Regions from separate parts of the Homo sapiens genome. Here region 1 is linked to region 2. Evidence: chromatin loops called from intact Hi-C (ENCODE). Cell type or tissue: HCT116. All regions are shown on one strand. Links, peaks and the distances in the headings refer to the core of each region. The heading gives the core; the rest is flanking DNA.

Region 1 (8,340 bases), core at 35-8,034, 66 kb after region 2:
ATTTAAGTACACTGATGTTAATTGTGTCACCGTATCTCTCAGGGATAGTTTTTGAGGCTTTAGGGAAAAGATTTATTGCCAGTGTCAATGAAATGTGATGAATATTTAGATGGATATTTGCCTTTTTACTTTCATTTAGATGAATATTTGCCTTTTTACTTTCAGAGTCATTTGAAAGCTTCTGAACATGCTGCTGATATCCAGATGGTGAATTTTGACTATCATCAAATGGTTAAGGGAGGAAAGGCAGAAAAATTACATAGTGTTCTTAAACCTCAAGTCCAGAAGTTTCTAGATTATGGATTTTTTTATTTCAATGGAAGTGAAGTTCAAAGGTTTGACTGTTCTGTTTCTCTGTTCTTTGAATTGGAACATTAATTAAAAATTATTCTTAACGTTGAACTCTTAAATTTTCTTTTTAAAATTAAAGTTTATAATTAAATATCTTTTAAATATTTCATTTTATTTTTATTTTTATTATTTTGAAATAGGGCCTCACTTTGTTGCCCAGGCTGGTGTGCAGTGGTGCAGTCTCAGCTCCCTGCAGCCTCTGCCTTCTGGTTTCAGGAGATCCTCTCACCTCAGCCTCCTGAGTAGCTGGGACTACAGGTGTGTGCCACCATGCCTGGCTTATTTTTTTTTTTTTTTTTTTTTTTTGGTAGAGACGGGGGTCTCCCTGTATTGCCCTGGCTGGGCTCAAACTCCTGGGCTCAAGTGATCCACCTGCCTCAGCCTCCCAAAGTGCTAGGTTTACAGGCATGAGCCATCTCACCCATCCTATACTTGATTTTAAACTTGTTTTTCTTTCTTTAGAATTCACCAAATAATAATGAGAGGTTACATTAGTGAGCGCATTTTATGGAGCAGGCAGTGTACTTAAGTCTTTTTTTTTTTTTTTTTTGAGACGGAGTCTCGCTCTGTCGCCCAGGCTGGAGTGCAGTGGTGCGATCTTGGCTCACTGCAAGCTCCGCCTCCCGGGCTCATGCCAGTCTCCTGCCTCAGCCTCCTGAGTAGCTGGGACTACAAGCGCCCGCCACCACTCCCGGCTGTTTTTTTTTTGTATTTTTAGTAGAGACGGGGTTTCACCGTGTTAGCCAGGATGGTCTCGATCTCCTGACCTCGTGATCCACCCGCCTCCGCCTCCCAAAGTGCTGGGATTACAGGCGTGAGCCACCGCGCCCGGCCGTACTTAAGTCTTAACATGTATCAATAACAATTATAGGGATAGACTCTATTATTATGCCCATTTCCATCTGCTGCAAGTCTCATAATTAGCAAGTGTTAGAACTGGGATTCGTCTGGCTCCATACTTCATGCTGTTATATATGAAACTGTTTTGCTTCTCTTTTAAAACTTACGTTTTAATATTTCTTGATGCCAGTAAAGATTATTAAATGCAAATAGAAGTGAAAGGCTTTGTTTACTGTCTGCTTTAGTATAATTTAAATATTCAGTTTTTGTATGTGAAATAGAGGAGAAAAGTAAATGTTAAGAGAGTTAAGTTCAGAATATAGGTTAAGGGAAACTTTAGTGCAGAAAGCTCAAATTTTTAATTTTTCAATTTGTATTTTATTTAGCATCAATGCTGTAGACACAGTCATTAGAGATAACAGATCTTAGGTTTAAAAAAATTTTGTTCTATAAATATTTTTATTTTATGTGCAAAGAACTGTAAGAGCATAAACCTGAATGTATATTTAGTTTCTAATTGTTGGCCTAATTAAAAATAAGTGTGTGATAGATAATGTAATGAAGCATATGTGACAAAATGTTAACAGTTGTCAAATTTAAATGGTGGGTATATGGATGTTCACAGTATAATTTTTTTTGTATATTTGAATACTGTAATAATAAAAAGTTGGAGAGGGAAGGTGGATGCTACATTTTAATTACCTCAATTATTCACTGTTTGTTTTAGCTTTATTTTTGTTCCAAACTGGATATTTAACTTTATTGGTTACAGATGCCAGAGTGGTACAGTTCGAACAAACTGCTTGGATTGTCTTGATAGAACAAATAGTGTGCAGGCATTTCTTGGCTTAGAGGTAAAAGAATAAATTAAAATGTATGTGCCTTGTATCATCTGCCTCTTTAAGTGCTTTTTGAATACTTATGTTTCTTATTACCTTCCAGAAAGTGTATGTAATGTTATGCTTCATTTTGTACTTCTAATCTCTGTCTCTTTTTTTGGCCAAACTTTCTTTTGATTTAAATATTTCCTTTACCTGATCTTCATATTCTCTTTAGGTAGCTCTCTATCTACTTCTGTTGTTCCTTATTCTCCCTTTTAAAATCTGCTGTTTATAGTATTTCAACAATTTTTTCCCTGTCTTTTGGAGGAAATATATATGTGTGGGTGTGGGTGTATGTGTGTATTTGGCCTTTTATTCTCTGTGTTGTCTTTTAAAAATCTATTTTAGGATAAGAAGGGTCTATTTTCATATGTACAATTATATAGGACTATATTTTTGACAATTTGTAACCCAATCCAGTTTGTTTGGTGTTTTCAAATTAGTAGCTATAAAAAAACAGGATCAGATGAAAATGCCATAGTTAGTGAGAATGAAAATGAATGCAATTCAACTTCTCTGATACCAATCCAGTTTGTTTGGTGTTTTCAAATTAGTAGCTATAAAAAAACAGGATCAGATGAAAATGCCATAGTTAGTGAGAATGAAAATGAATGCAATTCAACTTCTCTGATAAGGTCGCTGTTTGCAACGTTTTTTCTTTTTTTTTTTTCTTTACTACTTATCCATCAGATTCAGCCTAAGATAAACATAGTCTCAACTCTTTGACAAACTATTTAGCAATGCTGAGCTTTCTAAGTCTTCCCTCCTCTGCAAGTTAAGGTTATAAGGCTGTGGCTAAACTTCGTTTAGTTCCATCAGAACTTAACATAGTTCTCAAATACTATAAAAAAACAGCAATAGGAAGTTACATGTTCTTATTTCCTTTAGTTAATGATCTTAAATTTGACCTGAGTATTGGTTAATTAGTTACTTTGCAGCTGAGGTTCTTTATCTCAAAAATGAAAGTACAGTGTATAAAATTCTCTACTACAGAATATATTTTTCATGTAACTAAATAAATTTTACTGTTTGGATTTTTTGAGTATGTTTTTGATGTTTATTTGTAATTTATTTAGAAAATTTGACAGAAACAAGAAAATGAAAGCAAGCATGTTGGTCATTTAGATAAGAGTTTATCACATGCCTTGGATTTGTTTCAAGTTTTAAGTGGCTGAATAAATGTACATGGATTCTGATAATAAGCTTATTGAAGTACTTGGACCTCTTCATCAAAATTATAACAGATGTTAGTTTTCAGGATCTGACTTAGCTGATTCTCCACTGTTGATAGTTAGGAATTAGAAAACTCCCTAGGATAGCAATTGGTTGACAGGTTACAAAGTTTGACACCAAGATAGACAAAGCCAAACTAGTAGAGGAATAAGATCAGTTTTGCCCAGTTCCTTGAAGAAAGATTTAAATGATAAAGGAGGCCCTGGGGCTCATTTTGTTTTATTCTCCATGCTAGCAAAGAACAGCTCTGGTGTAAGTCTCTAGGTAATTAAATGAACCCAGTTTAAGGTTTTTTTAATCTTATTTTAGCTTTTGGTTCTTCTATAATTATGGATGATCACCATACTTACATGATAAAATAAAACGTAAATTGGAAAGAGTTAAGTTAAAATGCAAGGCATAGAATATGACTAGATTCCAAATACACAGATTGGATAAAGATCGAACATTGACTCTGTCAGATTTATAGGCTAGAATTCTTGCATATAAAGATCAATAACTTTTTGGAACACTTTTATTGTTATATGTGATAAGGACTTGTGGAAGCCGAGAGGTCCTTGAATTTCTTGCATGCTCTTCCCCCTAGTTCTTCCCTTATATATATTACCGATGTGGATTTTATGCATAAAAAGCTGTCATGACTTCATTCAGAAGTTTTACTTATTTTCTTTATTTTGTGACAATTTAAGAGCAACTCCTTTTTTTCATTTTTTTTACCTTAATTACTTAAACTTATAAAGCCAAATCCAAAAGTTAAAGAGACCTAGTTATTTATGTTTAGGACTAAGTAAACTTTTTTTTATTCTAATGCAGGCTGTTGATTGATGAATTCTTTTAGGTGGGCAAGGTAAACAACTCTGATTTATAGGGATACTTTAATAAGATAAATTTTATCATTTAACCAGAAAGAAGTCCTTATCAATACTTGTAGTTTCCATTGATACAGTATTTGTTTTAAAAATTGAAATGATGGGAAATAACTCAGCCTAGTAAACTGTTATGTTTTCAGAAGCTAGTCCCAAATAGTGCTATAATGATAAATTTTTGGTTTGATTCTGGTAGTTCTTAAAAGCCATATTACAATTAATATATTAATGTACTTATAAAAATTTCTTGTTTGCTTTTTAAGATGCTAGCTAAACAGTTGGAAGCTCTTGGTTTAGCTGAAAAGCCTCAGTTGGTGACTCGCTTTCAAGAAGTTTTTCGGTCAATGTGGTCCGTGAATGGTGATTCAATCAGTAAGATATATGCAGGAACTGGAGCTCTTGAAGGGAAAGCGAAGGTATATCTAGATCTATCATAACATTACAGAATATCCTCTTTTTCCTCTCTTCATAAAGCTTTTAAATGGCCTTTTAAAAGTTAATAGATGGTTTAAATTAATAGATGTGTCTTAGAATTCTGTTTAATGTGCTTTTATGCCTTCTTTGATACTTCCTTTCACAGTGGATACTAGTGAATAAATGGAAGATAGGTATTTCCCTAAGTTTGGGAAGTATGTATATATAACGTATCTAGTCATTTAGTGACAATCCACTAAGATGATATATATTGCTCTTTTTTTCATGATTTCCCTTGTATATCTGTTTTACTTTTTGTATTGTTTGTTTTGATTACAAATATGATTTTTAAAACCATAGACCTCTTAATAAAGGGTTCTCTCTTATTTGGCTTTGCGTTCCCTGCACTTAACACAGTGCCTACTGTTAATAGATGTGTGACGTATGCCACTTGGACAAGTAAGTCCATCAACAGCTTATGCAGTGCTTACTAGGAACCCAAGATTAGGGCATAATTGATCTTTACTTATCTTACCTTAGAAAGGTGGCTATCAAGATGTGCCAACGAAGTGTGAGATATGGGCCAGGTGTGGTGGCTGACGCCTATAATCCCAGCACTTTGGGAGGCTGAGGCAGGTGGATCACTTGAGACCAGGAGTTCTAGTCTAGCCTGGCCAACATAGCGAAACCACATCTCTACTGAAAATAGAAAATACTAGCTGGGCATGGTGGTGCACACCTGAAATCCCAGCTACTCGGGAGTTTGAGGCATGAGAATCACTTGAACCCAGGAGGTGGTGGTTGCAGTGAGCCAAGATCACGCCACTGCACTCCATCCAGCCTGAGTGACAGAGTGAGACTCTGTTCCAAAAAAAAAAAAGAATGGACTTAATTATAATTGTCTGTTTCATCATTACTTTTTATTTCCTGGTATTATCTACAGACTACTTTCTTCTCAAGTATTTGTCCCTTATTGAGGGAGTTTGGAACAATACTTGAGATAGTTTTCATTATTTTATATTCTTAAATATTGTTTAACTTTTTAAGGATCCTGGCCTCACTTGAATTTATCAACTTTCTAAATCTCCACAATTTCTCAAATTATTTCAAGAATAGAAATGAGAACATTTATCACTTTTATAGTTCTCATTCAGCTTCTTCCATACAGCAACTGAAATTCTTTAAAGACCATTCATGGTCTCCAAGTCTTCTTTTAATTTCCAAGTCTTCCTCTTCTGTGTCTCATAATATGCCATGCCTCTGCCCAGAGGTATTGGCCTTACCTGCAAAGTTTCTTTTGTTCAACTCATAGAAATAATTTGTATTGACTTTTACAAATATTTACTTCTTAAGTGGTCCCTATTTTTGTAAACATCAAATTGTTAAACTTTGATTTATTCCTTTTAAACAACATAATTCTTGCTATTAAAAGCTGATTCTCAAACTATTGCTTAAAATATTCTTTTATATACTTCTACCTTTTCATTTCTGCAGTGACTACAATATATGTACAGAGGTTACATATATTTTCAGTGGTCTTTTATCTTTAACATAATATATAGATATAAAATTTTATACATTAAATATGCTAGCCTGAATTGAACTAAAATCTAACATCTGAACTGCTCTTTCTTTTCCTTTTCTCTGGGTTCCTTTTGATTAATTGCCTGATAATGTGAATGGTGAGTGTCTTTTCAAATAATGTCATTTGCATATGCTATTATATAGAAAGAAATAACACTTAATGCCAAACATTAATTGCTTATTAAATATAGTAGCATTCATTTAATGGCATTGAAGAAAACTGGTTCTTCATTTAGTGGCATTTAAGAAAATTGGCTCTTTATTCTAAAAAGAAGCCTTGAGTTACTGTTATTTCTTTAAAGAATAAAAATTACATATTGCAAACTGAAGTTATTTCCTAAAAGACGCAAGTTTTTTGTTTTGACAATCATCAAAATCTGTAAGATCAAAATAAATCATTATGGTAACTAACATGCCTAAGTAAAATATATATTCATTAAAAGTTATAATCAAATCTCACTATAGGAATAAGTTTATTATCTTATGATGTATTTTTGCATGGGCAATAAAATGACTCAAAATATACAAACTGTAGTTTACATGTAATATTCGTTTATGAACTGTACTTGTAAATTTCTTTTGAGACTAGACCTTCATTCTTAGGTTTAGTTTTAATTTTAACTCATGTAAGCTATTTGGGAGCAATTTCCATTTTCTTTTTCTACTACCAAAGTAATTTGAAGTTTTTCTAGGGGCAGTTAAGCTCAGTGTATCTTCTTTTATCTCCCATTTCTCCTTACCCATTTTATCCCCAAGTTTACAAATTACCTTGTAAGAAGGAATTTTCTTGTTTTAAATAAGTTCACTTCAGTTTATTTCCTTTGTAATAAGCAATTTTAAACATTTGTTGCCCTAGATGTAATTACTGGATGAGGTTGTAGCACTGAGCTTTTTCATTTCTTTGTGCAGAGCTTTAATCCAAAAGAAGAAAGGAAACAGTGACATGTTGGAGGCATTTTAATTGTCATGACTATATATTCAAAATAGAACGATTAGGTCCTTTTTTATACTAAAATCATATAAAACTGATTTAAAATTTCAAAAAACCTAATGAGTAAAATCAGTAATATTTAAAATGAAAATCTGCGCTCCTTTCTTAACAGGCTGGAAAGTTAAAAGATGGTGCTCGCTCTGTTACCCGAACAATTCAGAATAACTTCTTTGACAGCTCCAAGCAAGAGGCCATTGATGTTTTGCTACTGGGAAATACTCTGAATAGTGATTTAGCTGACAAAGCTCGAGCACTTTTAACTACTGGAAGTTTGCGTGGTATGTGCACTTTATATTTTATTTGTTATTTATATTCCTAAAGGTCCAAGAGGTAAATGTAAACTTATTTACACAGAATTTTTAGTTGGTTAAAATAGTTTTTGAAGGGATTTCTGTAAAGGTAATTTTTGAAAAGTACATTCTCCAAGGGAAGTTTGTCTGTTTTAAAATATTTGTACAATCAGTGGTATTACTAAGCTGTAAACTGAGGCCCTTGCATGGTTTCTTCTATAGATTATGATTGAGGGGTAAATAATTAAGCATTGTTAACTTTGTACAAGGCAGTATTTCATAGAATATTCAGCTAGTACTTGTAATACAGCATTTAATAATCTAATTATGCAGAAAAATGCTTTACTGGGAAAACTAATGCCTATATTGGTTATTTTTTAAATCACTATCCCAAAAGTTTCTGTAACTTGGTCTTAACTTTTAATTGCTATTGTTTGAATAAGCATTAAATCATATTAATAATTTAAAGTAGTGCTAATTATTGGGCACTAACTGCTATTACCAATTTTAATATTTGAAATAAATATATGACCTTCAGAATAGGTTTTCACCTTCCACTGTGTCTTTTAAAAAAAAACTTCTCCTATCAGTGAGCACATAAAAGTAGCATGACGGGAAAACTCAACATTCATTGTAGAATTTAATAGATTAGACTTACTTTTTCTTTCTCTAAAATGTATTGAGGTATAATTGACAAAATAAATTTTTTCCATTTTAACTTTTTAGCACTCTGAAAAAGAAATTTTTTTTCTGTTAGCCCTAAACCAAACTTTTTAATGTTCCCTGTTCAAGTGGGAGAAAATTGTTTCTGCATCAAGTAATGTATTCTTGGGTAATTACTTGGTCAAATAAGTTATGGATTATTTTAGAATTTGCATGGTGCCTAAAGG
Region 2 (8,340 bases), core at 140-8,139:
CGTAGAAATGAGGGAAGTATAGTGGACAGATGTTTCCCCCACCCCTTCTTTTACCTAGGCAAGAGATTAGGGGAGTCTTTTTTGATTAAAGAGAGTAGGTCCAAAATAAAGACCCTGAAACACTAAAATCTGGGGATCCCCAACAAAAGAACTGGCTCAGTACCTAGTGATCCGACGGAGACACCTCTGTTAGACAGCTCCTGCCCACACACACAGCTTCCAGTCTTGCTCTTCTATATGAACAGGCAGTTAACGATGATCATAAGGACCAACCTGAGCAGCAGAACCAAAGGGACTGAGGAAACAGACAGTGCTGGTACAAGTATGCAAGTTTTCTGTAAACAGATTACTTTCAAACAGTTGGGAGCCCCAGGGAGATAATAGAAGGTATCCTACTCAACAGGAGTATATAGAATGCTGTAGAAGAGGAATATTGTAAGAACAAGAACTATCTCTTGAAAACTAAAAATATGATAACTGAAATATAAATTTAAATAGGATTGGAAGCTAAAGCTAGGAAATTACCCTAGAATGTTTTTTGAGAAATGGAAAATACGAAGACCAAAAAAATAAAATAAAACTATGCTGTGAAAGAGAAAGATTAGCATTTGAGAAGGCGGAAGTTGGTCCTGCTCAGATGCGGTTTTCAGATGCCTTATTCTAAAAATAGTGATAGAAAACAAATTTCTACAAAGCAAAATTACAATAAATTTATTAAACTCTTGCAACAAAGCTGTTTTCTTATGTCTTCCTATGTTTTCCTGCTGTCATTCAATGTGATGCTGAAGTTCTTCCTCCTTAAAAATGTAATATTTTTCCCTTTGCACAGGTAATTTAGAGTTTTAATTTATTTGGTCATCATGATAGCTATTCCTGATAGCTGTCCTGTTACTTAGACATAAAAATAGTGAGTAAGCCCAATTACATATTTGTAGGGTTGTTGAACTCTTAAAAAGAAATCACTTCTTTAATTTTTCTACTTTTTAAAATGGGAACGCAGAATAATAATGAAATTTGTTCTAAACCAAAAACCTACCTGGTTTACCAGTTATTGCAGAATCTTGCCGTTGAGATTAGCAAGCAGTCTGTCGTAATGGCTTATTCTGTGCAAACTCTTTCCTCAAGATTGTTGAAAGATGGCTTTTAATTTTAACTGTTGTTGTTTTGCAGACAAAGCTCTGATGGCACCAAATCTTGACTCCTTTGGACGCGATCGGGCACTGTATCAAGAGCATGCAAAACGTCGCATTGCAGAGCGGGAGGCCAGGAGGTAATTCTCAAAACCCTTGCTCTGGCTTGTTTGGGAAGGGAGGAGTCTCTGTTATCTAGTTTGGGAACTTGATGTTTATTATTTAGGACTCGTCGTAGACAAGCCAGAGAACAAACCGGTAAGATGGCAGATCACCTTGAAGGCCTTTCCAGTGATGATGAAGAAACTTCTACAGATATTACTAATTTCAATCTGGAAAAAGGTTAGACATTTATTTGGAAATAAGACTCATCATCAGTTTAGTTTCTACTTGGGTATGGTTTTTACCATGAAATGATTTGAATCTTCATGGTCTCTGCATTAGAACCAGACACTTCTTTTTTAATTGCAGAAATTTGCATGCCTTTTTATTAGTGAATATCATGATGAATTCTCAAAAATAGGGGTAACATCTTCTCATAGGGTGTACTTAGTATTTGCATAATAAATGTTGTTACTGTTCCAAATGGTAGAATTTTAAGTGACTGGAAATGTGTCAGGTCCTTGAGGGCAGCTCTCATTGCAGCCTGTCTGGTCTGGAAAGGTAAAGCTTGGCAGTAGAGCACTCAGCCCTGAAGGAAACTCTTGATTTGGGGAGTCATAAGTAATCTCACCTTAGAGGAATGGTTAGTACTATTATGTGCCAGGCATTTTCAGAAGGATCCCAAATAAAAGTCTTCATTTCCCACCATTGGCTATAATTGTTTGGAATTATATCAATTGCACACCATTTGGAACTTAGTTGGAGAAGCTTCTTTCTCTTACTTTTTTTACAGTGAACATTTCTAAACAAAATTTGAAAGACTAGCACAGTGATCATCCACATACCTATCACTCAGATAACAATGCTTATGATTTCACCAAGTTTGCCTGGCTCTTTATACAAGGAGATGTGTGTGTTTGCTGAACCATTTGAAAGTAACTTACAGACCTCATGGCTCTTCACTCCCCAAAATTTCAGAGTGTGTTTCCTCTAAATGAGTATATTTTTCTGTATAATCACAGTATTATTATCTTTTTTCTTTTTGTTAGATGCCTATTCTGATTAAGTATTTCTTTTTTTAGCACAATAAGAAAACAGATTTCTTAATATCATGTCCATATATAATTTTTCTCAATGGCATCCTGGAAAAACCCTTTTTAGGAACTATTTTTATGGGTTATTTTGTGGTTTTTGAAACCAGGATCCACCTAAGGTTCATGCTCTGCATTTGGTTATGACATTTTTAAATCTGGAATAAATGAGTAACCCTAAGTACACATTCACACACCCACCCCTATTGTTCTTTAAATTTTTGAAGAGACCAGGCCACTTCTCTTATAGACTGTCCTATATTCTAGACTGGTCTGTATGTTTCCTCATAGCATTGTTTAACTTGTTCTTTGATCCATTTCTTGTAAACTGGAATTTAGGTCTGAAGGCTTAATTAGATTTAAGTTAAACTTTTTTTTTTTCTTCCCCAAGAATAATTTATACAGGATGCTGTTTCATACTGCTTAAAAGCACATGACAAATGTTAGACTGTCCCCACTATTAGCAATGTTAAGATTGATCTTGCAGTAAAGGTTCTCAGAACTTTATCTCTCCATTGTAAATATTTCCTTTTCCCAAGTAATCTGGGACATCATAAGAGTATCTTATTCTTGGTTGGGCACAGTGGCTCACACCTGTAATCCCAGCACTTTGGGAGGCCGAGGCAGCGGACCACTTGAAGTCAGGAATTCGAGACCAGCCTGGCTCACATGATGAAACTCCATCTCTACTAAAAATACAAAAATTAGTTGGGCATGGTGGCGCATACCTGTAATCCCAGCTACTCAGGAGGCTGAGGCAGGAGAATCACTTGAACCTGGGAGGCAGAGATTGCAGTGAGCTGAGATCGCACCACTTCACTCCAGCCTGGGTGACAGAGTGAGAATCTGTCTCAAAAAAAAAAAAAAAATCTTATTCGCAAATAACTTTTCACTTAAAGTTCCTAGCATCCATTCAGCTGATAGTTGGCTATGTCAGTTATTATAATCACCAACAGAGTTTGAATGAAGCAATGTGATTAGTGACTGATTATGATGCACAGCTGTTAATCTGTGCAGTGATCTGTGAACTAAAAAGCTAGCGGCACAATTACTTATGGCTAATACACCGTAGTAACTGAAATTTGAACCATCTTGTTTGGGAACAGGTTTTATTTAGCCAAACTGTGGTAGAAAAATTGTATATACTGGAACTGCAAAACAAGGACTGGCTGCACTTTAGTTTACATAATAGACAAATTGAAACTTCAATTTATTTTTTTCTTCTAAATTGTGACTAACAATTGGCCCTTTGTTAATGAGCGTATCTTCTGATACTGAAGCTACAAAGAAAACACTGAAAATATTGGACTGTTTTTTTCCTACTTCATACTAATGTATGGTTCTCTGTGGGGTTTTGTTGTTTTTAGATCGAATTTCAAAAGAATCCGGCAAAGTTTTTGAAGATGTCCTTGAAAGTTTCTATTCAATTGACTGTATTAAATCACAGTTTGAAGCATGGCGTTCAAAATACTACACATCCTACAAAGATGCTTACATTGGCCTTTGTTTGCCAAAATTATTCAACCCCCTCATACGACTTCAGCTCCTCACTTGGACTCCTCTTGAGGTGAGTGGCTTCTGTCACTATTAGAAAGTGTTATAATTTGATATCTGGGTAATTTTAATCTCAAAGCTAGAGATGTAAGCTTAAGCAAAATATTTTGCAGGGGTGATAGGGCATAGGCTATAATTGATAGATTGTATCTGGTTATAATCTTATGATCTTTCCTTTTAAGTTTCATGTCTTCCCAGCAGAGCTATGTGTTTTTTTTGTTGTTGTTGTTGTTTTTTCAGTTTACATATAATCCTTTTTTCAGCCAGCTGAAATTATATGCAGTAACACTGGGATATGAACATGAATAGTAAGAACTTGGTCCTTTGATCCTAGAGGAACTCAGAACCAGATGGGAAAGCACAATGAGGCAGGTGTGAAATGAGGACATGACCCAAGTCAGTTGTCATGGTGAGAAAAATTGATAGGCCAGGCATGGTGGCTCATGCTTGTAATCCCAACAGTTTGGGAGGCCAAGGCGGGAGGATTGTTTGAGCTCAGGAGTTCAAGACCAGCCTGGGCAACATAGCAAGACCTTGTCTCTACTTAAAAAAAAAAAAAAAAAATTAGCTGTGGTGGCATGTGCTCATATTCCTAGCTACTTCGGGGGCTGAGGCAGGATTGCTTGAGCCCGGGAGATCAAGGCTGTAATGAGCTATGATTGTGCCACTGCACTGCAGCCTGGGTGATAGAACAAGACCTGCCACAAGAAAAAAAAAAAAAGATAAGGAGGTGGAATCAAGAGGACCTATTGGCCTGTCATATAAGGGAGGGGGCTAGAATTGACTCTGGAGGTCTAGTGGTGATGTTTACAATGTGGTTTTAGAAGTTACCAACGTGGGTGAAGCTGTAGACATGGTTGAGATTGGCTAGGTTGAATTTGTGAACTATAAGGAAAAGGGAGCTGAGGTTGATGCCATGGAAACACAACTGAAAAAAATGTGAGCTCTGAGAAGCATTCAGCTCACAGCTCCTATTTCCTGTGTGCTCTTGGCCAGACCTTCTGAAGTTTTGCTGTGTGCATGAGTGTCTTGGTAGATAGCAAAGGCCCAAGACTGTATTTTGGAGTTATTTTTCTGTGTCCCCCACTCCTCTGCCCCACAGTTTCCAGCTGTGTCAGCCTTCCTGAGCTCCACCCTCTGTCTCCTCCACTCAGCAAAACTGCTCTGCTGTCCTGAACTAGCATCTCACCTCATTTGATTCCTTTCTTTAAAGGGTCATAGTCTTGTGCTGCCTATGGTCCATTGTATTTTGTCCAGTTCTTTTTTATTTTCTTTGGCTTTTAAGTTCCAGGGTACATGTGCAGATTTGTTACATAGGTAAACATGTGACATGGTGGTTTACAGCACAGATCAACCCATCACCTTGGTAGGAAGCCTAGCATCCAGTAGCTGTTGTTGCTCTCCCTCCCCCAAGTCCCCACCCCCACCCCCCAACAGGCCTCAGTGTGTGTTTTTCCCCAGTATGTGTCCATATATTCTCATTGTTCAGCTCCCACTTGCGAGAACATGTGGTGCTTGGGTTTCTGTTCCTGCGTTAGTTTGCTGAGGATAATGGCTTCTAGCTCCATCCATGTCCCTGCAAAGGACATGACCTCGTTCCTTTTTATGGCTGCATAGTATTCCATGGTGTATATGTATAACATTTTCTTTATCCAGTCTATAATTGATGGGCATTTGGGTTGATTCCATGTCTTTGCTATTGTGAATAGTGCTGCAGTGAACATACATATGCATGTAGCTTTATAATAGAATGATTTATATTTCTGTAGGTATATACCCAGTAATGGGATTGCTGGGTCAAATGGCATTTCTGCTTCTAGATCTGTGAGGAATTGGCACACTGTCTTCCTTACACTCCCACCAATAGTGTAAAAGTGTTCCTTTTTCTCTGAAACCTTACCAGCATCTTTTGTTTCTGGACTTTTAAATAATTCCCATTCTGATTGGCATGGGATGGTATCTCATTGTGGTTTAGATTTGCATTTCTCCAATCATCGGTGATGTTGAGCTTTTTTTCATGTTTGTTGGCTACATGAATGTCTTCTTTTGAGAAGTATCTGTTCATGTCCTTTGCCCACTTTTAATGGGGTTGTTTTTTTCCTATAAAGTTTCCTGTAGACTCTGGATATTAGACCTTTGTCAGATGGATAGATTGCAAGAATTTTCTCCCATTCTGTAGGTTGTCTGTTCACTCTGATAATAGTTTCTTTTGCTGCGTAGAAGCTCTTTAGTTGAATTAGATACCATTTGTCAATTTTTGCTTTTGTTGCAGTTGCTTTTGGTGTTTTTGTCGTGAAATCTTTGCCCATGCCGATGTCTTGAATGGTATTGCCTAGATTTTCTTCTAGGATTTTTATAGTTTTGGGGTTTACATTTAAGTCTTTAATCCATCTTGACTTAACTTTTGTATATGGTGTAAGGAAGGAGCCCAGTTTCAATTTTCTGTATATGGCTAGCCAATTCTCCCAACACCATTTATTAAACAGGGAATCTTTTCCCCATTGCTTGTTCGTGTCAGGTTTGTCGGAGATCAGATGGTTGTAGGTGTGCGGTCTTATTGCTGAGTTCTCTATTCTGTTCCATTGGTCTATGTGTCTGTTTTTGTATCAGTACCATGCTGTTTTGGTTACTGTGGCCTTATAGTTTGAAGTCTGGTAGCATGATATCTCCAGCCGTCCAGTTTTTAGTTGTTTGCAACCAAAGGTTAAATCCAGTTCTTGTTTCTCTTATCATAGCTGGAAGCAGAAATAGCCACTATTTTAGTATTTGGGTAACCTTTTAAATGTCTTTTAGGCAAAATGTCGTGACTTTGAGAATATGCTGTGGTTTGAATCTTTGCTGTTTTATGGTTGTGAAGAACGAGAGCAAGAAAAAGATGATGTAGATGTTGCCCTACTACCTACCATTGTGGAAAAGGTGATTCTTCCTAAACTAACAGGTAAATCTCCTGTTCTCTGAATTGAGCATTCAGACACACTGGCTTTCTCAAATCTATTTTTATGAGTTTATAATTCAGAGCATGTTTCCTTATAGAAATTACATGAGAAATAATAGTTACCACCTGGCCCAGAGATGGCTAGAGGGCAGAGGGGTTCTTATCCTGGGACTTGAAGACCACTTTAGGGTGGGCCTGTAGTTGAGTGCAGTAATTGCTTCATAGGTGAGGTTTAGAAATTCAAAGACTGACTGAAGCAAAATTATACAGAGTTTGAGGGAGGAGGATATGCATTTATGTGGGGAGCAATTAAAATGCTTTCATAAGTTCCTCAAAAAAGATTAGGAATCATTGATACAGGAATCTATTTTAAATACTAGAAATGTTAGTTTGAAATTCTTGATGCCAAGACAACATTTCTACAGAAATCCTCTTTTTTCCTAATCTTTATTTTCCCTGAGTACCAGAAATAAGAATAATCTATCCTCTCTCCACATCCCTATCCCTCCAAATTCCCACAGTTAATAGGACAAAGAAGACTAAAGCTTATATTGTAGAAAAAGAGGAAAAATAAATTAGGATTGGCATTAATAGAGGTCTGCTTGACAAAAAATTAAAGGTACAATTGGCTTCTGTGTCTCAATCCTCTTTTTTTCTTAATAGTGATAGCTGAAAATATGTGGGACCCTTTTTCTACAACACAGACTTCAAGAATGGTGGGAATTACACTAAAATTAATCAATGGATATCCTTCAGTAGTGAATGCAGAAAATAAAAATACACAGGTAATTTAGTATCTTTTGAAGCCTTTTTTTTTTTTCCTCTTTCTGTTGAATATGAGCAAGCATTGAGAGAATGAGTGGTTATCCTAAACCAATCAGAAATCTGGTTCTCCCACTTGGGCCATCAGGGCCATTAAAGCCTGAAATACACAAAATTTGAGATGTTAGGTTTTTTTTTTCTTTTTTTTATACCTAGTCCCGCAGAGAGATGTTAGTTTTCAGTTTAAAAAAATCAATATGGAAGGAAGATGTCATCATTTTAAATAGCCTTTCATTATGATTTCTCACCACCACACCTCAGTCCCAATCCAACTAATCAAATGTCCTTTTAAAGACTGTATTTTCTGGGGGGAAATGAGAAACCAAAATGTTAACAATTGATAATTTAAGCTTGTCCAACCCGTGGCCCATGGACATGTGGCCCAGGACGGCTTTGAATGCGGCCCAACACAAATTTGTAAACTGTCTTAATACATGAAATTTATGCACAGACCCCGCCCCCCTCCTTTTTTTTTTTCTTTTTTTTTTTTTTTTAGCTCATCAGCTGTCATTAGTGTCATTGTATTTTATGTGTGGCCCAAGACAGTTCTTCCAGTATGGCCCAGGGAAGCCAAAAGATTGGGCACCCAAACCATTTAAACAGCATATAAAACAACTAGATACTGTTTTATAACTAGTTGCCAAACTTAAAGTTAATGCTCTTCAGGGGCCATTCATAGAAGCTGTTTAAATGTAGAGAAGGTGGG

What was found. Hi-C counts contacts between places; a loop is a spot of excess contacts. Peaks named below come from ENCODE experiments on the same cell type or tissue, not always from the same donor. Only the 100,000 strongest peaks of a DNase experiment are listed, where the experiment ranks them.
Region 1: a loop joins it to region 2, with 5 times the contacts of the local background. A loop is called at or near these places in 2 of 110 quality-filtered maps.

Annotation. Positions count from the first base shown.
Region 1 is chr21:32,677,743-32,686,082 of GRCh38, reverse strand. SYNJ1 (synaptojanin 1) reads left to right here. Exons shown (of 33, transcript NM_203446.3): 9 at 166-335; 10 at 1,964-2,045; 11 at 4,435-4,587; 12 at 7,282-7,438. Among named protein-coding and RNA genes, the nearest start is that of SYNJ1, 46 kb to the left of the region's middle. In HCT116, for the core only: no CTCF peak of the experiment used is centred there; no DNase peak of the experiment used is centred there.
Region 2 is chr21:32,744,049-32,752,388 of GRCh38, reverse strand. PAXBP1 (PAX3 and PAX7 binding protein 1) reads left to right here. Exons shown (of 18, transcript NM_016631.4): 9 at 1,171-1,270; 10 at 1,357-1,472; 11 at 3,691-3,890; 12 at 6,671-6,815; 13 at 7,476-7,597. LOC124905010 (a long non-coding RNA gene) reads right to left here and starts at 1,135. Exons shown (of 2, transcript XR_007067844.1): 1 at 1,037-1,135; 2 at 1-273. In HCT116, for the core only: no CTCF peak of the experiment used is centred there; no DNase peak of the experiment used is centred there.